Regions from separate parts of the Homo sapiens genome. Here region 2 is linked to region 1. Evidence: chromatin loops called from intact Hi-C (ENCODE). Cell type or tissue: heart left ventricle. All regions are shown on one strand. Links, peaks and the distances in the headings refer to the core of each region. The heading gives the core; the rest is flanking DNA. Region 1 holds the start of LOC105369161 (a long non-coding RNA gene). Region 2 overlaps TBC1D22A (TBC1 domain family member 22A).

What was found. Peaks named below come from ENCODE experiments on the same cell type or tissue, not always from the same donor. Only the 100,000 strongest peaks of a DNase experiment are listed, where the experiment ranks them.
Region 2: a loop joins it to region 1, with 3 times the contacts of the local background. A loop is called at or near these places in 2 of 110 quality-filtered maps.

Annotation. Positions count from the first base shown.
Region 1 is chr22:46,934,337-46,950,946 of GRCh38, forward strand. All of the region lies in intron 8 of TBC1D22A (TBC1 domain family member 22A), which reads left to right. It overlaps LOC105369161 (a long non-coding RNA gene), which reads left to right and starts at 7,580. Exons shown (of 2, transcript XR_938320.3): 1 at 7,580-16,610. RefSeq lists enhancers at 1-1,152, 1,519-2,084, 15,021-15,618, 15,619-16,214. In heart left ventricle, for the core only: no CTCF peak of the experiment used is centred there; DNase peaks (open chromatin) are centred at 8,355 and 8,681; H3K4me3 peaks cover 622 bases; H3K27ac peaks cover 2,143 bases.
Region 2 is chr22:46,996,134-47,012,743 of GRCh38, forward strand. TBC1D22A (TBC1 domain family member 22A) reads left to right here. Exons shown (of 13, transcript NM_014346.5): 10 at 1,501-1,576. Among named protein-coding and RNA genes, the nearest start is that of TBC1D22A-AS1, 88 kb to the left of the region's middle. RefSeq lists enhancers at 3,342-3,843, 3,844-4,343, 5,244-5,433. In heart left ventricle, for the core only: no CTCF peak of the experiment used is centred there; no DNase peak of the experiment used is centred there.

The DNA of each region.
Region 1 (16,610 bases), core at 5,256-13,255:
ACATTCTCAGCCTTCGTGCTCTGGGGTGTGTGGTACGCGTGGGCACGCACCCTTTCTCAGTGCCGTAAACTCGGGCCAGTGGGAGTAGTGAGTATCTTGGAGGGTTGTTAGGAAAGTTAAAGACTCCAGTGTGCAGTTGGCTGTCAGCAAATTGCAGCTCCTTTCACTTGCCAGAGAGAGCAGGAGTCTCTCACCATCCCCCAAATCGTCTATACTACTCTTGGGGAAGACTCTTCTTTTTTAGGACTCACTTCATAAGACGGCAAGGACTCTGCCATTGCAGTCCCTTGGCAGTAGTGATGGAGTCCTGAGGGTGAGGCGCGTCCATGCTCTAGCCCGGGGACACGTCACCCACTTCCAGGAAGGGTCTGCTCTAAGTCTGTCTCCTCTCTGGTTCAGTGCAGGGCAATGCGTGCCGCCCCCGCTCAGCGTTGCCTCGAGTGTTGGTGTTACGCTGCTGGAGAGGGAGCAGCTCATGTGAAATATGGTCTGCCCACCCTTCGCCTGTCCAGGGGCCCTCCCTGGGCTCAGGGGCCATCAGCGTGTGGTGGCCACAGCGTTTTCACAAGGCCAGCTTGCCTGGTGAAGGGAGAGGGTGGGGAGGGGAGGTGAGTCTCCTTTAGAAAGCTGTTTGATATCATGGTTAGAGGTTTGGTGGTTTCAGTTAACTTGATTTTCTGTTCAATAGGGGCCTGGGTGTGCTGGGCTTCCTCTGAGTGTCTCATCATGCAGGTTTTCAGGGTGAGTCATCTGTGTGTCAGGCACAGCTGGTCACTGATATGACTCCCCAAGCAATGAAGGCATCAGTAGGTTTCGAAAGTGGCCTTAAGAAGGTACAAGTAATATTACCTCTGATGTCAGCCAAGCAGAGTAGAGTCCAACATTAGCACCTTCTCTCCTGTAGCTCACATTCAGAGGGCTGGGACGAAGCCCCTGTATTTCAGCAAATTAGAAACTTTGGTTGAACATTCAGGACTCTAAGTGATATCCTGGAGTACATGAGAAAAAATGGGAATTCTTGTTAAAAAGTGAGTCAAAAAAATTATAATCCTGAAGTTGCCTCTGGGTTACTGAGTTCGCACAGTGAATTCAGATGCACCCCCACTCCCCCGCAGCCCCTGTCACAAGGGCCGTATGGGCAGTTTGAAAATACAGTTAGAAACCATGAAGCTTCAGAAAGTTCTTGGAAAATGACCAGTCATTAAATGGATTCAAAGCTCGAAGTTTGGGTGACATTTCTCCCTGTGATTCCGTCTCGCCCCCCTCCTTTCCGAGTCTAGGAGTCTTGCAGCGGTCACTTCCCCAGGCGGCTCTGCTGCTGTGCTATGGGCCGTCTGTGGGCTGGAACCAGTTAGACTTCCTCCCTGTCCTTCTATCCCATTCTCTTCCTCAAAGATGCCCGTGTCTCTGTAGCCTTTGCTGTCGCGCTGTCTCCTGGGCCCTCCTCTGAACTCTGAACCCATGTCTCTGTAGCCTTTGCTGTTGTGCTGTCTCCTGGCCCCTCCTCTGAACTCTGACCCCGTGTCTCTGTAGCCTTTGCTGTCGCGCTGTCTCCTGGCCCCTCCTCTGAACTCTGAACCCATGACTCTGTAGCCTTTGCTGTTGTGCTGTCTCCTGGCCCCTCCTCTGAACTCTGAAGCGCTGTGCTTATGCAACTGTTTGCTGTCACTTGATCACTGTCAGCATTGGATTATTCTGTCCTCATCAGCTTTTGAGTTAATGCCAGGCTCTGAGTGCCTCATCCTCAGCACTGTTCCACCTTAGTGGAGAATTTATTAGGTGCCAGAGGGTGCCGGGCATGTGCTGGTCACCTTGACACTCATGGTTCTTTCCTTGAGTTGTCCCCTCACCTGTGATGGCTGTAGGGACTTGTTGCCTTTGCGCTGTGATTGGGTGAGGCCTGGGAGCCTCAGTGTGGTGGGTCCTCCTGGGGCCAGGCTCCTCGCGGTTCTGCACGCCCTCTTCCTGGGGCCAGGCTCCTCGCAGTTCTGCACGCCCTCGTCCTGGGGCCAGGCTCCTCGTGGTTCTGCATGCCCTCGTGGCTCCCCGCACAGCCTCCCTGCTGGGGAGCTTTCAGGATTCCTCCAGAAGCAACTCAGAATATACAGGCAGTGCCCCAAACAGTACATAGCACATCTCTTTAATGAACTGTGCCCGCTGGGGCCTGGGGCCAGGGCCGGCATTCCCATCCTCCTTTGATGATCTCCATTACCAAACAATTTTGGCGGACAGCCTGACAAGCGGAGCGTGAGACAGACTCATGGTAATTATGGATCTTTCTGTCGGATTCTGGACAAGGGCTGTCAGTTAACCGCTCAGGCTCTGCAATGGAGCCCTGAACAAAAGAATCAGGTGTGAACGGGAGCCTCACTCTGCGAGGACACACAGCCCAGTAGGGCAGAAAGTTATTCTTGAGTATTTACCAGGCTGGCAAGGAGCAGTATTTACCCTGCTCTTCGTAAGCCACACTGACCTAGTCTGCAGCAGTTTTAAAGTTTTTAACTCAAAGTAAAAACAAAACTACTCACCAAAAAGCAAACTCACAAAAATAAACGAATGAGACTAGTCTTGGGGACTGAAAATTGTTTCAAAATCTCTAAGTGTACAGCTGTTCTTGAGATTAATGTTTTCAGCTGACAGTCATCATGCTTGGCTTTTTTGTGGGGGGCAGTGACAGATAGGGTTCTTCTGTGGTCTCCTGAGGAGGGCCGCAGGGATTTGCATTCCGGCACAGGTATGCTCTGCGCTTTGCTTTTGTTTTGAAGAAAGGCATAATCTCGTGTCCATTTTAGGATGTTTGAACATTTCAAACTATTTTATAAGGATTGATGTTTTGTGATTTTTATCCTGTTCTTCAAAGAACAAGGAGAAAATCTTATTTTTAAAAAATAGAAGAAAATGCATTCTAGCCTGCAGTTACCACATGGACCCACCGCATCTGTGGGGAATCCAGGATATACAGTTCTGCGCCACATAATGACGTTTCTGTCAACACTGGATGGCGTATACCACAGAACTGTGTGCGAGCTGGAGAATTCCTCTCACCTGGTGACATCATGGCCATTGTAATGTCTTAGCAGCATGCATTAACCACGTGTTTGTGCTGATGCTGGTGTCAACAAACCTACTGCACTGCCGGTCTGTAAGAAATGCAGTTCATAATACTTGATCATGATAGTAAATGACTGTGTTACTGGTTTAAGTGCTTAGTATACTATAATCGTTATTTTAGAATGTAATACTTCTAAAAAAAAAGTTATTTAAAAAAAAAGTTAACTGTAAAACAGCCTCAGGCTGGTCTTTCAGGAGGTATCCAGAAGAAGGCATAGTTATCAGAGGAGACGATAGCTCCCTGTGTGCTGTTGTCCCTGAAGACCTTCCAGTGGGACAAGGTGTGGAGGTGGAATTAATGTGATATTGATGATCCTGTGATATGAATGATCCTGACCCTGTGTAGGCCTAGGCTAATGTGTGTGTTTGTATCTTAGCATTTAACAAAAAAGTTGAAAAAGTAAAAAAAAAAATTAAAGACAGAAAAAAGCTTATAGAATAAGAAAATGAAGAAAAAATAATTTTGGTACAGCTGTACAATGTATCTGAGTTTTAAACTAAGTATTATTATAAAAAAGTCAAGTTAAAAAGTTAATAAAGTAAAAAAGGTACATTAACTAAAGTTCATTTATTACTGATGAAGGAAATTAATAATAATAAATGTCGTGTGGCCTAAGTGCACAGTGCTCGTGAAGTCTCCAGCTGTGCACTGTAATGTCCCAGGCCTCGCAGCCACTCAGCACTCACTCACTGACTCACCCAGAGCAACTTCCAGTCCTGCACGCCCCACTCATGGTAAATGCCTTAGACAGGTGTACAGTTTTTTGTCTTCACTACTTTATCTGTAGTGTACCTTTTCTGTGTTTAGATATGTTTCGATACACAAAAACTGACCTTTGTGTTCATTTGCCCGCAGTATTCACTACAGTAACACGCTGCACAGGTTTGTGGCCCAGGAGCAACAGGCTATACCATATAGCCTAGGTGTGCAGTAGGCTTCGCTCTAGGTGTGTGTAAGTGCACTCTGTGATGTTAACGATGAAATAGACGAGTGATGCATTTCTCAGAATGTGTCCCTGTTAAGCAGTGCATGGCTGCATGATCACATCTTAATGGTATTTTTTTTTATCTTTATCTGGAAACATTTTGCTGTTTTCTCTTTCTTGATATTATTTTATCATTATTAATCAGTTATTTCTCTCTTTTTTTTTTTTTTGAGGTGGAGTCTTGCTCTGTTGCCCAGGCTGGAGTGCAGTGGCACAATCTCAGCTTACTGCATCCTCCACCTCCCGGGTTCAAGCAATTCTCCTGCCTCAGCCTGCAGGGTAGCTGGGATTACAGGCACCTGCCACCATGCCTGGCTAATTTTTGTATTTTTAGTAGAGATGGGGTTTCACCATGTTGGCCAGGCTGGTCTCGAACTCCCGACCTGAGGTGATCCCCCTGCCTCAGCCTCCCAAAATGCTGGGATTACAGGCGTGAGCCACCACAGCTGGCCAGTTATTTCTCACTATGGTAGAAATGGACTAAAATAATAGAATGGGAGAATAAGAGATGGCATCAAGAATCATGTGATAGTGGAATAAACCATATCTTTTATATGATCCTTGAATTTTCTTACTATGTTACCCATATGATTGCATTATCTTCCAAAAAGGTGTGAAAACAATCTGGAGACACCATTTTTGAAGTCTGTTTTTCTTTTAGCTTTCATTAAGCACAGAGAATTTAGAATTTTTTATTTTTCACTTGTAATAGCAATGACAGGAAAATTGGCAGAGGAAGACATTTCACCATTATTAAATGAATCAGAAGATGAATGCAGACAGATTGAGAGCAGCTCTCTAGATGCTAATGATGATGGTGAAATTGATCATATCAGCGAATTCGCAGACTGTGCACCTTCAGTGGAAGATAGCTTAGATGAATTTTCTTAAAATCAAGCATCAACGAGTGAATAGTATTCTAAGGATATGAAGGGAATATGGTTTCTCATCCAATTAGTCATTCAAAAGGATGGGCTTTATCACACAATATTTTATGACAAGAATGTGGACCATCCCCTTTTGTTAAACAGATAAGTGACAGTATTCTTTCATCTTTTAAGACGTTTATGGACCAAATTTGGTACACTTAGTAAATGGATAATTGCTAAAAGCAATCAAGAGATAATTGGAAGGAAATAGAGGCAGAGATGAAAATACCCATTGGCTTGGTCATTGTAATTGATGTTCATAAATCTAAAAAGGAAAATCTTCTCCCATTTTGGAGCATAGAAGATGACTGTCTTCGACAAAATTGTAAGCCATCAAAATTATCAAAGAGACTATGTTTTGACAATGAAAATATGGGAGAAATGACTAGAAGTAACGAGGAGCTAAAACCGATTAGAGATGCATTTGACATTTAGAATCACCGTTGCGTTTCAACAACATCAGTGCAAGAAGAACCCAAAGCAGTGACAAGAGGGGACCTATGAGAGAGGAATTGGAAAGCTGGCATCACTGCTTACAGATGTGACCCAGGCTCAGTCATGACAGTTGATGAGCAGTCGTTTGCATTCAAGGGATATTGCCCATTTTAGATCCACTATACAGGCATACTTTGGAAATATTCCAGATTTGGTTCCAGACAACTGCAAGAAAGGGAGTACTGCGAGAAAGTCACACAAATTTTTTGGTTTCCCAGTCCATATAAAAGTTATGTTTTGTACTATACTGTCATCTATTAAGTGTGCAATATATGTTTCAAACAGCAGCATACATACCATAATTTAAAATGCTTCCTTGCTAAAAAATGCTGACACAAAGACACAAAGCATGTACATGCTGTTGGGAAAATGGCACTGATGGACTTGCTCGACGGAGGGTCACTACAGACCTTCAGTTTGTAAAAAATGCAGGATCTGTGAAGCACAATAGAGCAAAGCACAATACAACAACGTGCATGAGTATATATATATACACACAGTCCACCCTTGAACAGCATGGAGGTTGGGGCACCAGCACACATATATATGTATATACACAGTCCACCCTTGAACAGCATGGGGACTGGGGCACTAGAATATATATATATATATGTATGTATGTATATATATACACACACACAGTCTACCCTTGAACAGCATGGGGACTGGGGCACTAGAATATATATATATGTATGTGTATGTATACACACACACACACATGCACACACACAGTCCACCCTTGAACAGCATGGAGGCTAGGGCACTAGCACACATATATATGTATATACACAGTCCACCCTTGAACAGCATGGGGACCGGGGCACTAGAATATATATATATATGTGTGTATGTATATACACACACACACAGTCCACCCTTGAACAGCATGGAGGCTGGGGCACTAGCACACATATATATGTACATATACAGTCCACCCTTGAACAGCATGGGGACCGGGGCACTAGAATATATATATATATATATGTATGTATGTATATATACCACACACACAGTCCACCCTTGAACAGCATGGAGGCTGGGGCACTAGCACACATGTATATGTATATACACAGTCCACCCTTGAACAGCATGGGGACTGAGGCACTAGAATATATATATATATGTATGTATGTATATATACACACATACACAGTCCACCCTTGAACAGCATGGAGGCTGGGGCACTAGCACACATATATATGTATATACATAGTCCACCCTTGAACAGCATGGGGACTGGGGCACTAGCATACACACACACACACACACACACACACACACACACACACAGTCCACCCTTGAACAGCATGGGGACTGGGACACTAGAATATATATATATGTATATATGTATACACACACACACACACACACACACACACAGTCCACCCTTGAACAGCATGGAAGCTGGGGCACTAGCACACATATATATGTATATACACAGTCTACCCTTGAACAGCATGGGGACTGGGGCACTACAATATATATATATATAGAATATATATACAGAATATATATACAGAATATATATACGGAATATATATACACAGAATATATATACGGAATATACACGGAATATATATACACGGAATATATATACGGAATATATATACACGGAATATATATACGGAATATATATACACGGAATATATATACGGAATATATATACACGGAATATATATACGGAATATATATACAGGGAATATATATACGGAATATATATACAGGGAATATATATACGGAATATATATACGCGGAATATATATACGGAATATATATACGCGGAATATATATACGGAATATATATACGCGGAATATATATACGGAATATATATACGCGGATTATATATGCGGAATATATATACGCGGAATGTATATACGGAATATATATATGCGGAATATATATATACGGAATATGTATACGGAATATATATAGAATATATAGAATATATATAGAATATATATAGAATATATAGAATAATAGAATATATGTATAGAATATGTATAGAATATATGTGTATAGAATATGTATAGAATATATGTATATAGAATATATGTATATGTATATGTATGTATGTATACACACACACACACACACACACACACACACACAGTCCACCCTTGAACAGCATGGGGCCTGGGGCACCAGCATACATATATATATATATATATTATATATATATATACACACAGTCCACCCTTGAACAGCACGGAGCCTGGGGCACTAGCATACGTATATAAATACACAGTCCACCCTTGAATAGCATGGGGGCTGGGGGCACCAGCATACATATATATACACACAGTCCACAGTCTTACAGGACTAGGCAGGCTGCCCGGCATGTGGTTCGTATTAGGTATCAGTGATGGAGCCAGCTTTGGTTTTTTTTGTTTTAACTTTGTATTGAGGTGCTTTTTCATTCTGAGCAGTAAATAGGAAAAAATCCTGTTCTGTATTTGGGTGAAAAGCTTAGCTTTATAAAGCTATCTTAATGACTTCACAAGGCCCCAAGCTTCACCACTCCTGTTGGTTTCTTTGGGGAAGTTTCAGTGACTTCCGTGGGTAATTAGACATGGCTACTCTGGTCACAGCGTTTCAGCTGCTTAGCTATGCCGCTAACGTCACGTGTCGAAGTTTTTACTTCAGTAATAAGAATTGTATAGTATTCAAGAAGGATTCAAACCGCGTTAATATTAAAGAGCTTTTCGGATCCAGAAAGTGCCTGCGAATCCCTTCTGAGTGTAATTTATACAGCACATGTCAATTAGGAAGAGGGCTGATGTGCGCTCGGCCACCAGTCCACGGAGGCCCCTCCAAGCCGGCTTCAGGAAGTGCCTCTTCCTGTAGCAGTCACGTCGCCAGGCCTCCCCGAGGGATCCTTGCTGAGAAATCAGGCTTTCTATTACTTTGCTGTTCTAAATAGACCTGTGTCCCAAATAGAAAGGAAAAATCAATTTAATTACTTATGAAACTTTTCCTTAAGGGTGAATGAATTAGGAGGAAAAGATGAAGTATCTGTATTTCAGGGCTTGACTAGGAGAGAAATTAATTTCAGTATGAAGATGAGGTGTGGGCCGGTTGGTGAAAGCAGAACATGCTTGCACACGGAGGTGCGTCACCCAGGACCGCAGGGTGGAGCAGCTTTGTGCTTCTGGGACCAAACGGGAAATGAGCTGGAGGACCCGTGGCAGCAGGAAAATGGCGTTGAACAGGAGCCAGAGGACTTCCGCAGGTGTCAGTGCAAAAGAATTATGAAGGAGGAGAGAGCTAATTGCAATTAATGTAATTATGAAGAGAGAAATGTCCTCCGAAGGGAGCTGCCCGCCTCACTTTTGGCTTATGCTCTCCTCCCAGCCTCCCCGCGGCATCCATCTCGGTGTAATTAATGAGCCTCCTCTCCCACTCAGAAGCCAGGAGGTGGTGGAGTTGGACTGGAGGCTGCCCAGCTGTCCTAGCCGGGGGCAGAAAGCAACCTTGTGTTTTTTCCGCACATGATAGACCTTTGCAATATGTCTGCTTTTGTAAGAACAGAATTTAAAACCCAAGGCAGACAAAGAATTTGTGTTTTAGCTGGTGAGGCTTTAAACGTTCAACCTTGAAGGCTGTAAGCACAGAGTAGCGGCATGGGCTGCTGGTCCGCCAGGACTGGAGCATCGGGGACTGTGCCTGGAAAGGGGAATAAACCCCTCCTCTCTCCTACTTGTGTATTCCGCCTGGTCCATCTGTCTGTCTCCCATTTAATGCGTATAATTCAGTGGTTTTTAGTGTCTTCACAGAATTGTGCAACAATTGCCACACTCTTGTTCCAAGACATTTCATCTCAAGATGAAACCCTGGTCCCTCCAGCAGCCACATGACCTTTCCTCAGCCCCTGGTGACCACTGATCTGCTTTTCGTCTGCATGGATTTGCCCTTTCTGACATTTCATGTTATATGTTCACAGCATCCTACGGCATGTGGCCTTTTTTGATTGGCTTCTTTCATTGACCGTAATGTTTTTGAGGTTCGCCGGTATTGTAGCACGCGTCAGTACTCCGGTCCTTTTTATGGCTGAATAATATTCCATATAGACCACGTCTTGTTTATCCATTCATCAATGGATGGACATTTGGGTTGTTTGCACTTCTGGCTATTATGAACAGTGCTGCTGTAAGCATTTAGTATAGTTTCTATGTGGGCATGATTTTATTTCTCTTGAGATATACCTAGGAGTGGAATTGCTGGTTCATATGGGAATTTTACCTTTTACCTTTGAAGAACTGTTTTCCAAAGTGCCTGCTCCATTTACCATCCCATCAGCAAAGGAGGAGGGTTGTGTTTCTCCACATCCCTGTCAGCACTTACTATTGTTTGTGTTTTTATTTTAGCCATCCTACTGGGTATAAAGTGGTAGCTTGTTGTGTTTCTGTTTGTATTTCCTGGATGATTACTAATGTGTTTATTTTTGTTTTGTTTTTTCTTCATCGGCAATTACATTTGATACTGATTGGATTCACTTAAAAATTTTTAAACTTTAAATCTATTTTACTTGCATTAAATTCTATGCATTCCTCTTTTTTTTGAGACGGAGTCTTGCTCCGTCTCCCAGGCTGGAGTGCAGTGGCGCAATCTTGGCTCACTGCAATCTCCGCCTCCCAGGTTCACGCCATTCTCCTGCCTCAGCCTCCCAAGTAGCTGGGACTACAGGCGCCCGCCACCATGCCCGGCTAATTTCTTGTATTTTTAGTAGAGATGGGGTTTCACCGTGTTAGCCAGGATGGTCTTGATCTCATGACCTTGTAATCTGCCCACCTTGGCCTCCCAAAGTGCTGGGATTATAGGCGTGAGCCACCGTGCCCAGCCTGTACTCCATTTTTTAAAAAATAAAACTTTTCATTCCATGCTCTTTGATCTATTATAACTTGAGTGGAATTGGTCTCACATTTTATACAATGAAGATACTTTTATTTTATCGTGATTACTCTTTTGCCTTTTTTGTTGGTTAGAGGAAAAAAGAATCCTTAAAGATGAGTGTGAAAATTTGATTTATTTTTTAATTCACAAAAGCTGAAAGTTGAACATGTAGATGATTTTTCTTTTAAGATAGATAATTAAATATGTATAGATTATCTCAATTTCTGTCATCTTGTGCCTGAGAGATTGAAGGAAAATCTGGAAATAAGAGGCAACCACTTCAAACTTTGCAACTTCATGCATTTAGCAACTGAGCCACTTCCAAATCTGTAGTTTGGTCATGACCTTAGTTCTTAAAAGTCAGAGTGGAATCCTCATCTTCTGGTCTCCTTGGATTTTCAGTTCAGTACCACAAACTTTTGAAAAACTACTGGTGGGTTTTTGAAATGCCAGATTGTGTGCCATGATCTTTGCTCTTAGGCAGTTTAAATTTCGGGAGGGATACATGGCAATTTATTGTATTCATTCACTCATTCATTCAGCGCTTATTGCTGGGGGCTGTAGAAACAGAGGTGATGAAAATTAGAAGGCCTGTTTGACCGTTGTGGTGGAGGCGGCAGCTGACGTTTATTTAGCACGTTGTTTCTGAAGCTTTTAAAGAACTTTCCTTGTTATTATGTCTTACTAATTCATGAAGATGATGCTGTTATCACCCCTGTTTTACAAGAGATTGAATAACTTGATCAAGGTCTCAGAGCTACTGAGGGTCTGAGCCAGGATCCTAACCCAGGCTGCAGCTGTGCTGACGGCATTTCTCGTTATGGGGAAAGGTGTGACCAACTAGCTGACATCAGAAGCCCCAGGGGGTTAAGGCTGTGTCCTGGGGTCTGCATTTGTCTCCCAGCCTCCGAGTCCTTCTGCCCTTTCCTCTGTGGGCCTGTACAGGAGCAGGGTTCCCCCCTGGTTACCCTCTGTCAGGGCACACACTTTGCTGATGCAATATTACCTGCCTCGTGCCTTCCTTGGGTTTGGTAGTATGATCCTTCTGTAGAGGCGGGTCGAGGCACAAAGAAGGAAATAACTCATCCACGGCCCACAGCTCAAAATAAATGGCAGTGAGCTTCATCCTGCTGACTAGTATTTTGTACCCTTTTCTTTAGAACTTACTTTTCTACTCAATGCTGCAGAACTGGGACCCCAAGTACTTTAGAATAATTTTTATCAGCGGCTGAAACAACAGTGACATTCTGTGTAATTCTCACTCTGGTTGGAAGAAGAGGTTTTAGGAGCCTTGTGATTCTGCACAGTATTGGCTCTTATCGTTTCTCCCTTAAAGGTGTGTGTACACAGCTTTCCAAAGGGAGGGAATGGAGTGTTGCTACCAGCTTCCTCCGTGTAGGTTCGTTTTCTCTTCCGGACGGGCCAGCATAAGCTTGTGCACCGTAGGAGCTGCTGGCCTCATCCAGCCGGTGTGACAGTACCCGCTTGGGCCTGTGTGGCTGAACTGAACCACGTTCCCATCCTTGGCTGCACAGAGGATGCTGTGTGGAATAGAGCTGGCCAGCACACACAGGCTTCTCCCACCAGGCTGTAAGAGGTTGCAGGAGAAAGGTGCCCCTGACGAGCAGAGGCCTTGGTGCTCCCTGCTCCCCCTTGTTCCTTCAGGAGGCTGGTGAGCCTCAGTGACTCTCCTTCTTGTCTAAAGGGTGGCACTGGGCTCACAAGCAAGTAGAAGCCTGAGGCCGGCCAGCCAGATGGAGAGTAGATAGAGCTGTAAGATCCAAGGGCACAGGTGGCCGCCTCACTGCCTCATCCACAGAAGCACTGAGTAGGTGCACAAGGAGGGCCTCTGGGACTGTGCTTGCGTGAGTCCCACGGCTGTGCGGGCACTGGGCTCCTGTTGATGACTGAGTTTCCCAGGCAGTTTTCATTTTGAGGTGAGTCTGTTTCATTCATTCAGTCACAGCATCCTCAGCTGCTGTTGCAGCAAGTCTGTGCTACCTGGAATGAGCCTGGGGCCCCTTCCTCTAGGTTGGTATTCAGACCAGCGTGCTTGACTGCATTAGGAAGTGCATTCTGAGCAAACCTCTAGAGGTTTCTTTGCAACCTGATAACACCTCCTCCTACTTGTATGTTGGCATTTTATGTCTCCAGTAGGTTTTAGGGAGAGATTTAAGCTGCTCCGTCTTTCTGGGATGTTTGTAGTACAGTCCAGTTGTATAATTTCAGTGGCCTGAATATTGAGCCGTGGCCTTCTCCAGGAGGAGCAAGTCTTCATCATAGGATTTGAGGCCGAGGGGTCTTTAGAGACTGCCAGGCCCAGCCTCCCCAGGCCACACCGTTATGTGGATGAGGTGATAGAGCTGTGTGCTGCCTCTCTGAAGAGTGCTGTGAATCGGTAGAAAGAAATGCTAATAGGTCCCCAGTTTGAATGGGGAAAACATTTGCTGTATCAGCTGATGGACCCTAAATCACCCACTTTCTGTGGGTTTTGTTGTTTGGACATGGTTCTTGGGTTCTTCTCAGTCGCTCTGTCTGGACCCAGATGTGTGAAGTCGAATGGCTAAGGGTGGTTGAAGTCAGGGTCATCCGAGTAGAGCCATTTGTTCTTAGTTAAAAAGGCCCAGGCCACATGGGGCTCAGTGACTTAGCGCTGCGCATTAAAGGTGGACGGTTGGACGTTTGAGACCCTTCAGTCCTCCACCGTCATCTAACAGGTGGGGCAATAAGGGCCTAGAACCTGCTGAACCTGCTGGTGGGACAGAGGCAGGTCTATAGCTGCCCCCTCCAGGCCACCACCATCTTCGTTGCGCTATTTCAAGGCCTCGTGGAAGCCATGGGCTGCTGCTCCCGCTTGTCTGTGTTGTGTTCGTCTGTGTTGCACGTCCTAGTTTCTTTCATACATTCCCTCTGGCCCTTGCAAGTGTGATCTCTCCCTCCTGTCTCCCTCCCTTTCTCCCTCCCTCTTCCTCCCTCACGCTGTTGCCAGGAGTGGGAGGTGGCAGAGACGCCTGCCCAAGGAACCTGGCCAGAGATATCATGAGGACTGCCTGGCTCTCCATATCAACCTGTTCAGTAGTCTGCCTGTTCTTTCTGAGGATTCTGTGGCCACCTTTCCATTCTGTTGCTAACTTTGGGGACCTGTTTGTTTAGCTCTTTCTCATCAAGAGAGATTCAGAAAAATTGCCAGGGCTTTTAGAATCCTGCCCTCACCTGATAAACTCGCCTTTTAATGCCAGCTGTGAATGAGAGAAGGACGCTCTTTGTACACTTGCATAAATGAGGTGCTCTGAGCTACGTTGGGTTGTCTAGGAAACATGCCTTTGGAGGGCGGCAAGGACGGAGGGCTGGGGTATTAGAGGCGAACAGGAGAGATTTGCAAAACAAAGCAAATAAAAACAAACCTGCATATCTTCAAATAAAACATTTTAGCTGAAAGAGAGAAAACAAGAAATCAAAGCCCCTTAAGCAGGAAAGATTTTCATTTTCATTTTCAGTCTTAAATTGACAAGTAAGATGGCATGCAGACCTTTTTCCCCTTTGTTCTACGCCAGAGCAAGACTTTGTTAAAGAAACAGTATTAGAGTTTCCCACCAACTCTTGACTGCTCACCATTTAAGAGTCATTTTTATACAGGGTCATGCCTTTGTAGTCAAGAGCCTACATTCTTGGTAATGCCCTTTGAGATTTTCCCACATGCTGGGTGCCCATGGGGGTAGAGTCTCCTCCACCAAAACCTTGGTTGCAGTCATGAGCTTTGCTCATCCCCCCACGGTGGGTTTCTCACTCCGGGTGTGTATTGGTCGATAACCCTTTGAGTCTCTGGAGTTGGTCTCTCTGTGTTCCGTGGCAATGGTTTGTGCTCAGCTTGGTTTGGGAAATCTTTGATGCAGCACAGAAGCTGTCTTCCCTCTTTGGTCTTTGTCCCCGTGGGGCAGAAGCTGCAATTTCTCAAGAAGAAAGAAATGATAGTTGCTGAAACGGAGCCTGCTCCTATTGTTAAGAGGCCCCGTGAGACAGGTAAAGACCGTGCCTTTCTCCACAGAATCAATTTCATCTTGTAAGCACGGCCAAACAGAAACATGCTACCGAAGTCAGAAAATCAGAAAATCAGAAAATCACCGGAGAGGCCCGTCACACACATTTACCTTATGCAGACTGAACACTATGTGCCGGGGGTGAGAGCCACACAGGTAGATCAGCCTGCTTCCAGGCACGGGAGTTCTGTCTGCCTTTCGCTGAGGAGCAGAAGCCCTGTGGGAAGCAGGAGTGGAGCGCCACTTCTGAGTGAGGGTCACTCATTTCATCTGATGTTGGGAAGAAATGACAGTCTGACCCAATGAGGGAGCACAAATTTGGGCTCCTAAAAGAGTCTTTGTTCAAGAGACTGATTGTGTCGCATTTTGCTTCTCTTCCATTTTTGAGTCCTGTCTTCACACCTGACCCTCAAAGAAGACGCAACATCAAGGTCCACCCGAATACCTGGAACCACCATGAGCATGACAACAGCCGGTCACACTCGTGTGGTTCAGGGAGTCAGAGGCTGTGAGTGCCAGAGGGAACCTCGGGATCATCTGAGTCATCCTCCCCATTCTCAGGGAAACCTATGCCAGAGAAAGAAGTTGGTTTTCCGAGGGCCCCATCTGTGATGGAGCTGAGCCTGACCCCGTCCCCCATGTCTGCTCTGATGCTCCCCTCCAGCCCTGCCTCCTGCCACAATGTTTGTGTGGGGCCTTGAAGAGGGCATGGCCTGCTTTAAATGTTCCCATGTAGATCTGGGGTATGTCTGGCAGTTATTCCTACTCGTTTGGTGATAGAGCAAATGGAGGCTTCAGATGGAAGCGTCTGAATGGATCTCTTGTTAGCAAATTTATATCATTTCATCCATCTGCCGACCAGGTATCTCTGCACGCAGGGAACTTTTATTCTTTTGGTGGGGAGAGAGAAATACTAAGTTGGATATTGGCAAGCACTAAGAAGCACTAAGAAGAAAGAACTGAGAAAGGAAAAGAAAGTGTTGCAGTCTTTAATGCTGGCTCAGCAAGGCCTCACTGAGCCGGTCAGCAGTGACGGGAGTGGTGAGCACCATGCGCAAGGGCAGGCAAGTGAGTGCGGAGACTTCCAGGGGGCCCTGAGGCCTGAGCCGAGGCTGCTGGGGCTGGAGCAGCCTGAGCAGGGGAGGGCTGTGCTCAGTGTCATCTGAGCAGCAATGACCCCCATGGGGCCTGGAGGCCAGTGGAGGGACATTGGTTAACGTGGGTTAACATGGCCTTTTTTGAAAAGGGTCGCCTTGGGAACGTACTGAGACTAGGTTGTAGGGAGAAGCTGGGTGGACTCCAGGAGACCAGTTAGGTCATTGTGCTAAGCCAAGTTGGAGTGATCGGTGGTGGCTTGGAGCAAGAGGGTGGTAATAGTGGCTGGATTTGACTCTGGTTTGAAAGTTGAGCTGATGAAAGGGTTTGCTTATGAATCAGAGGAACGAGTGAGAGGGTAGTTGAAGATGGCTCCAAGGTTTATGCCTCACTGGCAGGGAGGGTAGAGTTGCCATTCCTGAGTGGCTGGTAGGAGAGGTTCTGAGTTTGGAAGGATGGCAGGAGCTTAGTCTTGGATGGGTGCCGTTTGTGTGGCCTGTTGCACATCCTAATCATTCAACACTCTTAGTCAAAACCCCACGGGTCTTTACGTTGTCCTCCCAGGCAGTCGTTGATTTCTGCCCCCGTTTTGAGGTCCTTGTGTCCACTGTGGAATGCTGGACTGTCCTTTAGGGCCGATGGCTGGATGGAGGCTTTAGGGCCCACTGGTTCCCACTTTCCTGCCTGAGGTCAGAGCCAGCTGTCATCTCGGAGCTTCATGTTCTTCCTTTCCAGTGTGGACATGGCGATGTCTCATCAGGAAGTTGCAAGGAACAACAGGAGGATGGTGGTGGTAGCTTTCCTAGATTGAGGTATTCACGGTAGATGTGCGCGAATGACGGGTGAGTGTGGAGGAGAATCTGAAGAGGTAGAGAGAGCGCCTTTTACGAACCCTTGCGTCTCCGGGATGGATGTGTGCATGGATAACCGGGGACAATACAAAACCAAACACACCCCACACCTCTGCAGTTCTGTTATTTTTCTCCAGTTTACCAGTGTAGTTTTAATTCTGTTCCTTTTCTCTAGAGAAGTTCCTTATAAATAATCTCCCTCTCACATTCCTTGT
Region 2 (16,610 bases), core at 4,012-12,011, 61 kb after region 1:
GCTGCCTGCTACGAGCCAGCACCTGCCTGGTGGCCCGAGCCCACTTGGTGAGCTGCAGTTGCCTGTGCCCAGCACCTCCTGTTTGGACCAAGACTGCATTACCTGTGCCCTTACTGAGGCCAGTGGCCTGCCTGGCTTCCCCTAGCTGAGACTCATGGGGCCATCCCCAGTGTCACTCCCTGAGGGCAGAGCTGCCACAGGCAGTCATCTCCCAGTGCTGGCCGGGCCAGAGGCCCTGTGTGCTCACTAAAGAGTTGGAAGCGTAGGCCAGAACCCACAGGAGCCCCAGGCACAGTGCCCGTTGTTTCGCTGCCTCCCGATTCTCCTTTCTCCACGGGTGGTTCATGGATTAGCAACCTTAGTTCCACCTGCAACCCTGGTTCCCCTTGCCATGTAAGGCCACACATCCACAGGTTACAGGGAGTGGAACCTTGGCATCTTTGGGGCTGGTTATTATTCTGCCTTCCACATTCACTGCTGTTGGGTATAGATTTAAGTCTGTTAACCACGAGTCTGGTTGAAACCCTCCTTCTGAAAATGCCCCCGACCACCGGCTGAGGCCCAAAGGGCAGCCTCCATAGGGAATGCCCTTCCCTTGTTGATGGGAGCTGCCTCTTCATGTTCCTGCTGTGGGATGAGGCAGCACCCCCTAGTGTCATGTGTGTGCTCCCTTAGGTGGTGACAGCAGGAGTAATGGACCTGTCACTGCCCCGGTACCTGCTGTGTCTTGAAATCTCTTCCACATTCCACTTGTTTGTTTCCCTGAGTCCTAGAAGGCAGTGTTATTACTCTCATGTTATTGGTAATGAAACGGAAGCCCAGAGAGGTTATGTTACTTGCCAAGGTCACACAGCTCCTGAGTCCTAGAGCTGGGGCCCCATTCCTGGGCTGTTTGACTTGAAACTGCCCAGGCCCCCTTCCCTTTGATGCTATGCAGACCTTCCTATGTTAGTGTCTGAACTTCACCTGAGTTCACCCAACTATATCTCTGAGAGTAAAGTCACATGTCCACTGTTTTCACCCATGCAGTGACTGTGTCATTAGCATTTGGACTGTGGCCACGATGATGGTGCTGTCAGCACCGGGCACCTTTGCCGTTGGTTCCCGGCAGGGCTGAGTGCTTAGGGTCCAGGTGGCCAGCGAGGTGGTCAGTTCCCACAGACGGTTCTGGTCAATGAGCTATGCCCATGGATGCCTGTTTTTCAATTTAGATGTAAGTGTCTTACATTTACAAATAGAAATGTACCATTCAGTGTTCCCTGAGATGCACGTGCTTATCACCTGACATCGGGAAATACTGGCCTTTCCCTTCTCAAAATAGCAGTCAGCGGCGCTGTGCTGTGCAGGGTGCATCCACTTGTGTGTTTCTCGAGATAAAATCTCTGTTTGTGAATTCGTCCTATTATAAAGCTGTTCACTTTATCCCAGCTGCCTTTTTCCCTTTTGGAAAGTTTGTTTTATTTTATATGCATATGATTCACATTATTCTTTTTTCCTTAGGACAACTACACCTTTGCCCAACCTGGGATTCAAATGAAAGTGAAAATGTTAGAAGAACTCGTGAGCCGGATTGATGGTAAGCCAGCTTCCCGCGCAGCCCCTCTCTGTGGGCGGGGGGAGGTGGCCCTCAGCCCTCGGTGGGACAGGGAGCTGTCCTCATCCGCCGGCAGCATCCTGGCCTGCTCAGGATCCCTCATGGGCATCCTTCTGAGACAGCTGCTGGTGCGTGAGCTGCTCTTATTTCTTCTTATTAAGGGGATATCATCAGAATTCAGTACATTCACTTTGCAGGACAGTAGTGAGTGTGCACCCAAAGCAGGCAGTGCTCACTCCTTATTAAGCCTGGTGATTGTCATAATCTAGGTGACGGATGGTTGTTTATGGTGGTCCTTCGGTACTCTGTTCCCTGCCTCTGTGCATCATTTTTCTATCAAGGATGCTAGAATAATTTCTCCATGGAATCTAACTAATTACTGAGTCTGGAAATAACATCTTTAATATTATAGAAAAATTATAGTATGTGCTCAGGCAATTTTAGATTGTGCTTTCATGTTTAAGTGGGGGCTTTGAAATACTTTTTGCCTTCATCTTTAAAATAATCCCCCCTGCGATGTGCTGACTGTCATATTACAATAGCAGAGTTTAATTAAATGGAAGCTGAGAGATAATGCTTGCCCGTTCCAGGCATATTCTCCTGATAGTTTGTTAAATTAATGAACAGAGCATTAACTAAGTGATGCCAAGCAGAACCGGGCATGTATTTGTGATACCAGCTGGTCAGTGATGAGGTGTGGAAAAGAGACATGCTCTTTCACAAAGAGTCCCATGCGCGCTTGGCAAATTATTTCACAGAATGTGGAGACAAATTGCACTTTGTTGGAAACTTAGCCCTGGCCACGTGCCTTGCAGGGCCCTGCCCGCTGAGCGTTGCCGGTCACTGTGCCTTTTCCCCTCCCTGCGCCTTTAGCACAGAAGGCCGTAACAGCAGTCTTCACGGGAAGGGCGCTCGGTTTGGGAAACTGCTGAGTGATATTCTAAAATGGACTCCTACAAATTACAAACTCCATTTTGTTCCTTGATTGAATCTGATTTTTAACTCTGTGTCTCATGGTGATTACCTAATTTCCATATTATGAAGTTGTCTGCAGTTCTTCTGATAATACTTTCAGTGTTACGTTTAGCTGCTTTTCAACCCATCATCTGTTAAAAATACCGTTTTTGCCTCCGTCAGTGCGTTCATGTGCGCTCACCGCACGCTCCACCGCGCGGTCTTGTTTGGGTGCGGCTGGGTTCTTTTCCCTGCCAGCACTTTCACAAGCATTCCCCAGCCTCACTGAGTTCTCTGAAGTATGATTTGCAGTAGATGTGAATTACACGTTCCTCTGAAGTATGATTTGCAGTAGATGTGAATTACACGTTCTGAGCAGGTTCCTCCTTTTCCGCTTGTGTCCCTTGGAAGGCGTATTTCGTGTTTTCGTGGAGGTTAGAAAGTTGTGGTTAGTGCTCGTTTGTTCCGGTGCTGCAGTTTGGGAAATACTTGAATTGATTTTCTCTGGTGCTGTGGTTCAGAAAGAAGCACATTGCGGATTCGCTGGATGATTGTTTAAGAGAGCAGCAGCGATAACCAAAGGAACCCCAACGAAATCTGTACTTTTTAGTAAATCATATTTTTATTTTCAGCGCAGTCTCTGAGTAGGCCATTTTCATATGGCAATTTTTTGTTTAAAGGATCAGTGCTTCACAACAGAGAAAGATGTGTGTTGCCGTTGAGAGGTTAAACTGTCTAACTTGTTCCTGTTCTTCTAATGAAACCTTAAGGAATTTCTATCATGGCCTCATAATAAGAATACCCAGGCTGCTAAAGCAGTAAATAGACAGAATTTCTCGCGTTTGAGCTCTCAGACTGGTGGGCGCCATCATCCCTGAGCAAACTTGGGAGAAGCATCTGCAGGTCTCGGCCACGTGAAGCTCCCCCTCACCTGTTTCATCACTTGCCTCCTAGAGAAAGGATTTGTGGGTTGGAACTTTTTGCAGGGATTGTAAAGATTTTATTAAGGGCAGAGGATATTCTAGGAAGAAAAAATTGCTTAAAGAAAAAAAAAGCTTCTCAGGCCGGGCGCGGTGGCTCACGCCTGTAATCCCAGCACCTTGGGAGGCCGAGGCAGGCGGATCACGAGGTCAGGAGATCGAGACCATCCTGGTTAACATGGTGAAACCCTGTCTCTACTAAAAATACAAAATATTAGCCGGGCGTGGTGGCAGGCGCCTGGAGTCCCAGCTGCTTGGGAGGCTGAGTCAGAAGACTGGCGTGAACCCGGGAGGCGGAGCTCGCAGTGAGCCGAGATCGTGCCACTGCACTCCAGCCTGGGTGACAGAGCGAGACTCCATCTCAAAAACAAAAACCAAGCCTCTCCCTCTTTTCTGCGTTTTAGGAGAAGGACAGCATTTATTTCAGAAAATTTTGATAATTCAGTGAAGGAAAACATCTTCATGGACTCGTTGATTAAGAATGGAGAGGTTTTGAGGGCATTGCCCAGATGGGAATAGTTCAGAAAAGAGCCGAATTGCTCTGCAAAGTCAAGCGGAAGTTTCAGCAGTGGTGGCGCGAGGATAAGGGCTCATCAGGAGCGAGCAGAGAGCTGGAGGAGGGGGAGGTCTTGGGGATGGAGGGAAGCCTGGTGAGGGGTGAGAGGGCAGATCGGAAGAGGGGCTGCATCACTCTTGTTTTCTTGTGGTAAGGAGTTGTGAAAGAATCTCTCAAAAGCACTTCTGAGTAGTTTCTTCCTATCTTGAGTAGTACTGTGACCCTTCTTTGTCATCCCTAAACCTTTAGTAAAAGTCTGCCGTGGAGACACGAAGGTGCTGAGAATGAAGAGAGAGGGCTGTGTCTGTAATGGAAGCCGCGTGGAAAGGAGGATGGGCGGCAGCCTTCGAGGGTGTGTGCTGGGCAGGGAGTAAAGCGACAGGCAAGCCCGCAGATGGGGAACTCCCTGGGAAGCCCCCTGTATCCTTCGGGACAGACATTGTATGAGTTCCCACAGAATCAGAGAGGGTGACTGGAGCCACTGAATTTGGAGTGAAAGAAAAAGGTGAGAGTAGGAGGAACGTGCGTTTTCAGTCGTGGCAGGCTAGATAATTTCAACCACATTTCCCACTGGATAAGACCTTTTTGTTTTTTTAAATTAAGCCAACAAAGCAAAAAGAAAAAAAAAAAAGGAAAGAAAAATAAATGTCTTAAAAGCATTGAATTGCTATCTACAAAATAAGGACTTCCTGGGCCAGAGTGAAGCTAGGACCTGGCTAGGTATGCCCAGCTCTAAAGCCACCAGTGTTCTGGGTGTGTGTTTCCTGATGCAGAAGAAAAATCATCCCAAAGCTGGTTGTGGTTTGGGCGCCTCATGTAGTGCCTGCATCCAACCCGATTAGTCAGGATAGGGATCTGAGAAATGCCCATACAGTTTGTGAGACCCAGAATAGTGACACGTGAGGGCAAAGTGGACGTGATACTCCCTCATAAAATCTAGGTTCCAACCTGAGAGGATCAGGGTTGTTTGAACCTCAGTTATGATGATTCTATACTGGAGTTCCCCAGAATGCTAGTGAGAAGCAAAACAAAATCTTGTCTGGAGGAAGTTACAACTGAAATTGTATTTTTTTCTTTCTTTCTTTTTTTTTTTTTTTTTTTAATAACTCCAAACACCTTTTTCAAATAAAGTGACCCACACACATGAACCCGGGAGGCGGAGGTTGCAGTGAGCCGAGATCGCGCCATTGTACTCCCGCCCGGGCAACAAGAGTGAAACTCTATCTCAAAAAAGAAAAAAAAAAAAAAAAAAAGTTGGGTGATGTTTTTGTGACCAGAAATATGCCATTGAAACTTACCTCTTGTTTCTGTCAATCACCCTGTGGTAAAATTGGTTTCATTATATGTCGTTTTGCTTCAGGTCAGCTTCTGAGAACCTGTGGATGATTGTAAGTGGGTATTTGGTGGCTAGTGCTGCCGAGCTCCACAGGCACCAGCCTAGAAAGGACTTCAGAGATAAGAGCATAAATCTGGAGTTTTAACCCAAATTTAATTCTTTTATATAATCTTTTGGAATATTTTAAGGGCTTGGCATTTTTCTTCAGGAAGAATAATTTTTCTGAAAAATTCTCGAAACAAGGCTCATGGCTAAGTGGAATTAAATAACTAAAAGTTAAATATAAGTCTTAAAGTTTATTTTGTTTTATGTTAGAATAGGGCATGTGTCCAGCAACTCCACAAAAAATAGAATTAGGATGTCGCCTAATCTGTATTATCCTGCCTTGTGTTACTTAAAATTTAATAAGCATTTGTAGGCTCAAAGAGGGTATGCTGTTCTTTCTAAAATTATCTAGCTAATGTGTTCTCAATATTTCTATTAATTGTCAATCTGTTCCCTACTTAGCAAAGGATTTTGTATATAAAATCAACAGTTCGCACCAATTATTTAGTAATTTACTGCTGTAATAATAAATGTACCTTTACTCTCCAACTGATAGAATTTCAGCGTATAAAGCACACGATGAGATTTCCACTCCGTATTACATCGAGAACGCTTACACCTACTTGAAATTCCACATTTTTGCAGTGAATCCTAATGACGTCCCCTGTACATTTTGTTTTTACATCTGTCACGTCTGATGTTAACCTCTGAAATCACATGATCCCTGTTTGTCCCCAAGATAGAATGGCCAGAGGAGTGGGCTTCAGCCCTAGCCTTTCCAAAGGCTGGAGTCAGAGCCCCTCTGTGTGAATTCTGGGGCCAGCCCCACCTGGTACTCAGTGTCATGCATCTTTTGTGACATAGATGACGTCTGTATAAATGAGATATTTGCTACATTTTTTGATTAAAAAAACCATAGAGAACTTTTTTCAGTATTTTAAAAGAATATTTGAAACCTCAGCAGATGTGTCCATTTGATTATGTCCATTCTTGATTTTTTCAGATTTAAGAGTAGATCATAAACAACTGCATTTCAGATCAGAGAATTGTCCCATTGGGGGTGACACTGGCACTAAAAGGGAGGCTCTTGGATTGTTTCTGGTGCCACAGTGGTGGTGCCAGGGCACCGTTGGATGAGGGGAGTGGGAAGAGCTGTTCCCTGGGGCCCCGGTTCTGGTGGGCTCCACCCTCACGTTGTTCTGAGGGGACTTAAGGCTGGGAGGCCCTCATGGGTCAGGAGGAGCTGCTGGCAAAACCTGATAGTTGCTAAGCTGATCTGAACTTAGCTTGCAAGGAGCAGCAGCCCAGAGGCCTTCCCAGCAACAGCATCGAAGCTGTCGCCAGGGCCGCCTAGGGGATGTAGGATGGGCCACAGCCATGTGCCTTCTGAGTTTTCTCCTGCAAACTGTGCCTTTGCCTCTCTTTAGTAAAAAATGGAAACAACTGCATCTCTCTACCTTCTAACCCCACGGAACCTCCAAGGGCTAGGGGCGCCAAACTGAGCAAATAAAAATAGAGAACGTCTAGTTAAACTTCAATTTCATATAAACAGTGAACAATTTTTTAATATAAGTATGCCCTGAGCAGTGTTTGGCACACACTGAAATTCAGAGTTCACTGATTCTTCTGTATTTATCTGGTAATCCTCCAGGGGTGAGTTCTGAGTGGGGTGAAGTGGAATTCAGACCCAGGCTTGAGCTCTAGGTTACCCTTTGCTCCCCGAGGTTACAGATGACAAGAATGTGGCCTTAAATGTAATGTGTTATTTGAAATTAAAGTATACGCACACACACCCTACACACACATGCCTGTACACACATACCCTACGCACACATGCCTGTACACACGCACCCTACGCACACATGCCTGTACACACGCACCCTACGCACACATGCCTGTACACACACACCCGCCAGATACATATACACACACCCTACACACACATGCCTGTATACACACACCCTACGCACACATGCCTGTATACACACACCCTACGCACACATGCCTCTATACACACACCCACCAGATACATATACACACACCTACAGATGCACCCCTGTATACACACACACCCCTACACACATGCCTGTATACACACACCCTACACACATGCCTGTATACACACACTCTACACACACATGCCTGTACACACACACCGTACACACACATGCCTATACACACACACCCTACACACACATGCCTGTACACACCCTACGCACACATGCCTGTACGCACACACCCTACGCACACATGCCTGTATACACACACCCACCAGATACATATACACACACCCTACACACGCATGCCTGTATACACACACCCTACGCACGCATGCCTGTATACACACACCCTACGCACGCATGCCTGTATACACACCCTACGCACACATGCCTGTATACACACACCCTACGCACGCATGCCTGTATACACACACCTACAGATGCACCCCTATATACACACACCCCTACACACATGCCTGTATACACACACACCCTCATATACACACACCCCTTCACAGATGCCTATACACACATCTGCTATATACACATACACACTCCTATACACACACCCCTGCACACATGCCTATATATATACTCCTCATACATACACACACCCCTACACACACCCCTATATACACGCATCTGCCATATACACATATACACACACTCCTATACACACACCCCTGCACACAATCCTCATACATACACAACCCCTCATACACACACCCCTATATACATGCGTCTGCCACATACACATATACATACACTCCTATATACACACACCCCTGCACACAACCCTTATACATACACACATGCCTGTATACACACCCAGCCCTACACATACCCCTATATACACACTCCTGCCATATACACATACACACCCTGCACACATGCCTATACACACACACTACTTCACATATGCCTATACACACACCTGCCATATACACAGGCAGGCTCCTGTACACACACCCCTGCACATGTGCCTGTATACACAGATACCCCTCATGCATACACACCTGCCATATACACATACACACCTCTGTATACACACTCAGATGCCTATATACACACACACCTACACACATGCCTATATACACACATACCCCTCATACATACACACACCTGCCATATACACATACACACACCTACATACACATCTCTATATACACACTCAGATGCCTATATACACACACACTCCTACACAAATGCCTGTACACACACCTGCCATGTATAGATACACCCACACTACTGTACATACACACACCCCTGTATAAGTGCCTATATACACACACCCCTATATATACATACCTGCCATATACACATACACCTACATACATATCCCTATATACACATACCCTTACATCTGTACACACCTGTCATATATGCATACACATACATGCCTTTATACACACACATCCCTATACATATAGACAGGCCTATACACACCCACCATATACACACACCTGCCACATACATATACATGCATGCCTGTATACATACACACCTTTGTATTCACACACTCTTACACACGTGTCTATACACAAACACATGCCTGTATATACACATACCACTATACACACGTGCCTATACACACCTGCTATATATCCACACCCCTCATATATACACACATGCCTATACACAGAAACACCACTATACACACACCCCCTACACACATGCCTATACACATATACACTCACTCCTGTATACAGGTACCCCCTACACACATGCCTATACACCTACACCCCTCATATATACACACACCTCCACACATGTCTGTACACACATACCCCTATGCACGCACCAATACACATATATACACATACCCCTATAACACACACCCTTATACACACATGCCTATACACCCACCATATACACACGCATACCTACACACACCTAGACATACCTACCTGCCTGCCTGTAACACACACCTTCCCATATTCACACATACCCTCCTACACACATATGCATATAAACATACACGCAAACCTATACACACACACACCTCTGTATACTCACATACCCCCTACAAACATGCCTGTACACACACACACACACCCACACACACACCCATATACATATACACATACACACCTACACAGATACACCTACATGCCTATATACACACATCCTCATATACATGTACACTCCCGTATACACACACACACCTACACACATATCCAATATACACACACAGCCTTATATACACACTCTCCATATACACACCCCCCATACACATACACAGCTACACACAGATGCCTATACAGACACCCCCATATACACACACACCTCCTACACACATCTATACACAGACACACACCCATATGCACACACACACACCCTTATATATACACACCCCTACACATGCCTATACACACACCTACACACAGTCCCGTATACACAGGTGCCTATACATGCACAAACACACCCCTATACACATGCCTTTACACACACACACATGTATTTAGACACACCCACTTTAGATATGTTTAATCTCATTGGCATGGTCACTGTGTTTGAGGCTATTTATGTTTCCATATTCTTGGGGAATGTGTTGTTGCTGGTCGCACATTTCCGTCGCTTGATGTGTCAGAGGAGGGTCACCCTGTCTCCTCCAGGAGAGGTTATTGTTGGTGGCCAAGGACTTCGATTGAGCTATAAATAAACTTTTCTCATTTGACTTTTCACAGTGCAGGCATCGCAGTGAGGCTGCTTACCCAGTGATTGCTTTGAAGTGAAGCTGCCCTTCATTAGTTTTGGTCAATTTCTGGCCCATTTCTGCCATCTTATTATTCTCTGAAAGGCTGGCTTAGGACTTCTTGACTGATCTGGTGAATGTATTCACAATCGGGTGGAGGTTGACCGCCCTGTAGTTGGCTGGATCTTGGCGGTGACCCCGGGTGGTGAGACCTTAGGCTGTGAGCCTGCGTCCACAGCACATCTTCTGTGGCCGTCTCAGGCCACCCAGGCCGGATGGCGGCCACCCAGGATGGTGGCCCCGTTGATCTGACCCTGTAGGAGCTGCTGACTTCTGCCTTTCAGCTCCTTAATCAGCTTTGCGTTTTCTCCCCCCGCTCTAGTGGCGGTTGCACCCCAGACCCTCCAGTCCTCGTTCTCCAGCCCTAGGCCATGTGACACCACAGCCAGGACTCTCAGGCCTCTGCCTTGGCGCTTCCTTTGTTCCTGACTGTTCCTTTGTCTAAAACCCTTTCTTGCCCTTCTGCCGCCTTCCCTGACAGGCTGCTTTTCATTTGTGCCCAACCACACCAGTTCTTGGTGCTGCTCAGAGGTAGGAGGAAGTATTGCTGGGTTGAGCCAAGGGTGAGTAGCATGAAACAAGTGTCACACAGGAGCTTGGGCTTCAGAGAGCTTGGAGCTGGGGACAATAACGCATAAGCAGGAAACAGCCAGATGCCAGCCCAAGAAGGACTCTGTGCCATGTGCTCGATGGTGCGGTACACCTGCTGGGAGGGGTCTGCAGGTGGCCCCTTCTTCAGGCCAGAGACAAAAAGGCGCTATCAGAATCCCAGAAAAATGTCACTGTCACATTGACCTCGACCCAGGGGTCCCAAAGCTCCTGGGTCCCTGAAGAGTTTTCTTCTGTGATGTTCCTCCTGGTTTGGGGCCATCATGAGTACTTCTGAATTGGGTTGGTAGTGTGCCACAGCTGGCTCGCTGTGCCTAGGGCACTGGGCAGGCACAGAACATGTGTCCTGCACCTCTGCAGAGCGTCTCCAGCAGGGTGGCCTGGGAACCACGCAGATGAAAAGGCAGCTGCTTCCGACAGTGACTGATAAGTGTCACAGAGCTACAGGTGCATTGTAAGAGCACATGGGAGAGGCAGAGGAGCCCTTGGGAAGGCTTTCCTGCCCCAGAGATAAAATGGCTTGTGTTTGCTTGGACCCATAATAACATACCACAGGCTGGTGGCTTAAAGCACAGTTTACTTTATCATGGTTTTGGATGCCACAAGTCCAAGATGATGGTTCTAGCTGCTTTGGTTTCTGGTGAGGGCTGTCCCCTAGGGTTGGGTTGCAAAAGGCTGCCTTCTTGCTCACATGTAGATATAGCCCTTCCTGGGTGGGTGCCTGTGGGGGTAGCGGTGGTGGGGAGGGGTGGCAGTGGGAGAGAGAGCAAGCAGGAGCTCTCTGCCATCTCTTATAGGGACACTAATCCTGTGGGATCAGGGTCCCACCCTCACAATCGCATTTAATCTTAATCACTTCCTTAGAAGCCCCATCTCCAGATACAGCCACACTGTGTGTTAGGGCTTCAACATAGCAATTTTGGGGAAACACTAACATTCAGCTTGGAAGTGTGGGGTTTAGACCAAGATACAGTTCATGGAAGAAATGATCATCATTATCATTCATTAGCAGGAAGCATGACTCTTGTCTTGGGCAGGTGGAGCAGAAGAATCAAGTTTCAAATATTTCACATTTTCCAAATCAAAATAATGCCATGAGGGAAGGAAGAGGGGACTCTTCATTTCTCTTTGAAATCGAGTCTTTGAAGCTTTATAATCAAGGGCACCAAAAAACACCAGCAAATTTGGATTTTGTCCATTGAAATGGCCGTTAAGGACTTACTCCAGAATGCTGGTTCATGATAGATGGCTATTGACGAAATGAGATCCTTCCAATGTTTGTTATGTTTGTTCTGTGTGGAGCTCTCAGTGTGCTGTGGGTTGAGGATGTGAGCATCTTGGGGTCAGGTGCCCTTTTCTCAGCCCTCTCCATTCATTTTCTAGCCTGGAGGGAGCAGATGCAGATAGCTGTGGGTGTGGCCTTGATAACTGGCACTTGCCAACTCTCCCCAGGTGTAGAGTTCCCTCATAGAGTTGGCCTGGAGACCCTGCCTGGGACCTGAACCAGGACAGGGCCTTCTCACACCTCCCTTGGATCCACATTTCAGGACCAGTCTTTGTGGAGGCTGATTTGTAAGGCAGCCTCTGTGTCCAGTGTATCTGCCCACCTGCTGTGCAGAGCATCCTAACCCTGACCTGGTCCGTATCTGCAGGAAGGATAGGACAACGATGGGCTGCAGCAAGGGGCAAGGCTGCATCTGGAAGGCAGCCTGTCCCTGCCCAGGGTGCTTCCTGATGATCTCAGGGCGGCCAGTGCTGGCCCCTTGGAGTGAGGCCTGGGTACAGGCATTGAGAGAGGCAGGAGAGCCTTCTGTCCCTTCTTCCAGGTAGAGCAAACAAGCTGGTGCCTGTAAACTGGTAGAAACCTCAGGAACAGGCTGACCTCCCACCGGGAAGTTAGAAGGAAATTAGTTCCCTATGTTTTGGTGGCTGAGTGACAGCGAAAATGCCAGGCCAGGAGCAACAATGGGAGATTTTGGTTTGGGGACTAGTTTGTGGGTTAGAGGAGGAAAGGACTTATTAGAAATAATTCTCGAACATTTCTGGCTTATTCTAATCTACTCTTCAGCTCTGTGGAGTAACAGCTTGGAGTTTGGAAGCTGGCAGAATTGGGTTGACTTTCTGGCTGTGTTGTATACTGGAGGATTGGCTTTGTGAGGAATGTCCCCACTCTAGCCCTTGTTTCCCCATGCATGACGGGTCATGGGAGTAAAGTACTTACAGGAGTGCCTGGCACACTTAAGTCTCATGCAGTGTTAGTACCCATTATTGTCATTATCATCACCATCAGCATCATCATCACCATCATCATGATTGTCATCACCAGCATCATAAACACCATCATCACCACCATCATGTCATCATCACCATCATTATGTCATCACCACCATCATCATCACCATCACCATCATCATTTCATCACCATCACCATCATTTCCATCATCACCATCATTGTGTCATCACCACCATCATCATCACCATCACCATCATTTCTGTCATCACCATCGTCATCACTATCACCATCATTTCATCACCATCATCACCACCATCATCTTCACCATCACCATCATCATCATTGCCATCATCACCATCATTACGTCATCACCAGCATCATCATCACCATCACCATCATTCTGTCATCACCATCATCATTACTATCACCATCATTTCATCACCGTCATCATTACCATCATCACCATCATCATCACTATCACCAGCATCATTTCATCACCATCACCACCACCATCATCATCACTATCACCATCATTTCCTCACCATCATCACCATCAACAAACTGTACAGCAGGATGGGTCCATGGTGGGGCTGAGTGTTGGAAGTTTAGTCTGAAGGCCTCTGCTTCTCCCACGTTGGACCTTGTTGAGCTGCCAAGGGCCCTGTCCATGCCTGCTCCTGAGGCAGCCTCTTCTGTCCAGCCCCCAGGGAGGTTGGTTGGAGTGGAAGACACTGGCTGAGTCTGAGTCAGGGGCACCGAGGTGACAGTGGCCATTGTTATTAGTCATATCTTACACTTTCACCTATAAGGAAGAAAATGCCAACAAAACGCGGTACTGGAGAATGGTTCCACCTGTGTGGGAAACGGCTTTATGTACCTGAACATTTTCCCTTTCCTGTGTTTTTAATTCAGGTTAAATGTGATTTTAATCAAATTTCTCTGAAAGTTGTCTTGACTACCTCGTAAGGTTAAAATTGACTTATTCTTTTAAGATAGAATTCAGTTACAGCTAGGAAACTAGATTCAGCTTTATTACCACCCTGGTGGAAATATTTTTATTACCCCTACAAAGTAAGCAGCCGAGAAGCAGAGGATAAATCAGCAGCGCAGCCAGGCCGGGGAACAGGCAGCGTGGCTCCCTCCCCCTGGCTCTCGTCCTCATTAGGCTCCAGAAGGGCAGAGCTGAGCGTTTGAAATGATAGTGATATTTCATCTGAGACGTAAGGACATGACAATTGGCAAGGCACATGCGTAATTGCTGTTATGTGCGACCTAAGGTGTGTGTGGACTTTCTGGGAGGCGTGCTGTGTGTGCTGGCAAGGGCTGCATTCCTGTGCTCCTGGTTTCCTGGTTCAGGCAGAGTCTTGGTCCCCTTCTGCTTAGCAGGTCTTCACAGTTGAACATGGCTGTTTATTCTGTGACCCAGGTGACTCTGCTTATCATTGTCTGTTGGAATCATTTTGGTGAACCTGTCTGCAGCCTGGGTTCCAGGCTACCCCAGGCAGGAATTTGCTCTCTTGTTGGATGGATGTCCTGAGTTTCTTAAGTCAAGCTGATTTAATGTGCTTTCCATTGAAACTCTAAATGGATATTTTGTTGCATTTTTGGGAAGAGGGATGCATATAGAACAACAACAACAACAACAAATCAAAGAAATAGAAGTTTCATGTAAACCCAAAAATAATATATTAGGAATATACACCTGGGTTCTAGTTCAGCCTCGGTCCCTGACTCTGGCCTTGGGCTGCTGCGGGGAATGATGATAATAGCAGCTAGCATTGATTCAGTGCCTGCAGTGTACTGGGCACTGTTCTCAGCTCTTTATCTGTATCATTGTGCTGACTTTTCATAACAGCCCCATCAACTGCATAAATGGGCCCCATCCCCGTACTCAGAGTCCTGCCTATCACTGATCTCAGCTTCCCCGCAGGCTGGATGATCTCCAGGTTGCTTCCAGCGCTGCCCATCCTGGGTTGGTGCACAGGAGAGAGCCCTCCCAGTTCCTCCCTACCTACTTGGGCAGCCTTGGGGTGTCCTGTGGGCTCAGGGGACTTGCCTGTCTCTGCTCCAGGGTTTCCTTGGGAGCCGCAGCCTGCAGCTGTGCCTGTGGTCGGGCCCTCTACCTCCACTCCCCGCGCTTCCTCCTGGGACTCCTGACCAGCATCTTGTGCCTTATGGTGCCCCGCCCACCTCATGACCCTGAGAACTGGGAGATTAGAAGGTCGAATGTGCCCTTTTGAAGTGAGGAGTGGTCGTTGCTTCTTTTTTGGCTTCGACCACATGCCTACATTTTCATCCCGATGTTCCCCATAACCAATGCCCAGTTTCTAGAGCGGCCTCAGCAAATGTTGGGGAACTAAGGGATAAAGTGTTTAATGGAGCAGCCTGCACGTTAGGGCTCCAGCAGCCTGTGTGGCTTCACATTGCTTCAACATAGCTCATGGGTGACACTCCCCTGCTTAAAGAGGATGTTTGGAGTGGGGATTTAAAGCAGTTTCTCTGTTGTTACTTTTGTCTCCAGATGTTTATGATTTTCTTTGGGTTTTCTTCTTAGCTTTTGTTTTCCCTGAGGATCTCAAATCCTCATCCTACTGCCCTTTAATTCATAGAATAGAAAATCTGCATGTGTGGAAAAGCTCTGTAATTTTACCAGTGCAGCCTATGCTGCTGCTACATCCCCTGTAAAAGTGACAGAATACAATGTTACGTATCTAGTATAAATGATGAGGATGCTTGCTGACTCCCTTGCTTACATCTGAGATTTGTCTTGCCTCAAAGTAAATCCTTTCCCACCCCGCTCTGCCTTGGTGGCCTTGTCCCCACCCCGCCCCCAGCTGATTCTGCACACCCTTCCCTGTACACTCACCTGTGGGCCCCTCGGGTTGACTGGCCTCTCCCAGCAATCGACCATCGTGCTGGGAGGAGAGGCTGTGTTTCCTCTTTGGAAGAGCCTTGATCTGGAGCGACAATCTTCACATTTATTTTCCACCACCCCAAAGTTGTTAAGGTGGTCAAAGGAGGTGATGCCTGCCAGGGTGCTTTGAAATGTTTGGTTCCGCTGTGAAAAGCTGGCAAAAGTCTGAACAGAAGATTCCATGAGTCAGAGGGTCCTGGGGCTCACATCCCCCCAGCCCTCCTGCCCCTGAGCCATTAAAACCCAGACTAGCCCAGCACTGGTGCGTTCTTCTCTGTCCCCGTCCTGAACCTGCCAGGCTTTCCCTGAGGTCCCCAGGCACCAGGGGATTATTGTCAGGCCCCTCACTGTCGTCCTGGGCCCTCGGAATCATGCCTCTGTGCCCAGAGTGGTGCTTTGGAAGAGGGGTATGGCCTTGTCACTGGGGTCCTTCATGGCCCTCACCTGTTTCTCTACTCTGTTTCTTTCTAAGCCCTGCTGCCTTCCCGGCTCTTCCTGCATTCCTTCCAATTTCAGCTCATTTTAAGGTATTCCTCCTGAACAAGTAGAGAGAGATTCATTTTCTTAAAACTGAGGGACAGCTTTCATCCCACTTTTGGACTGTGGCCTTCAGGTAGGACCACACTTCAGCCCC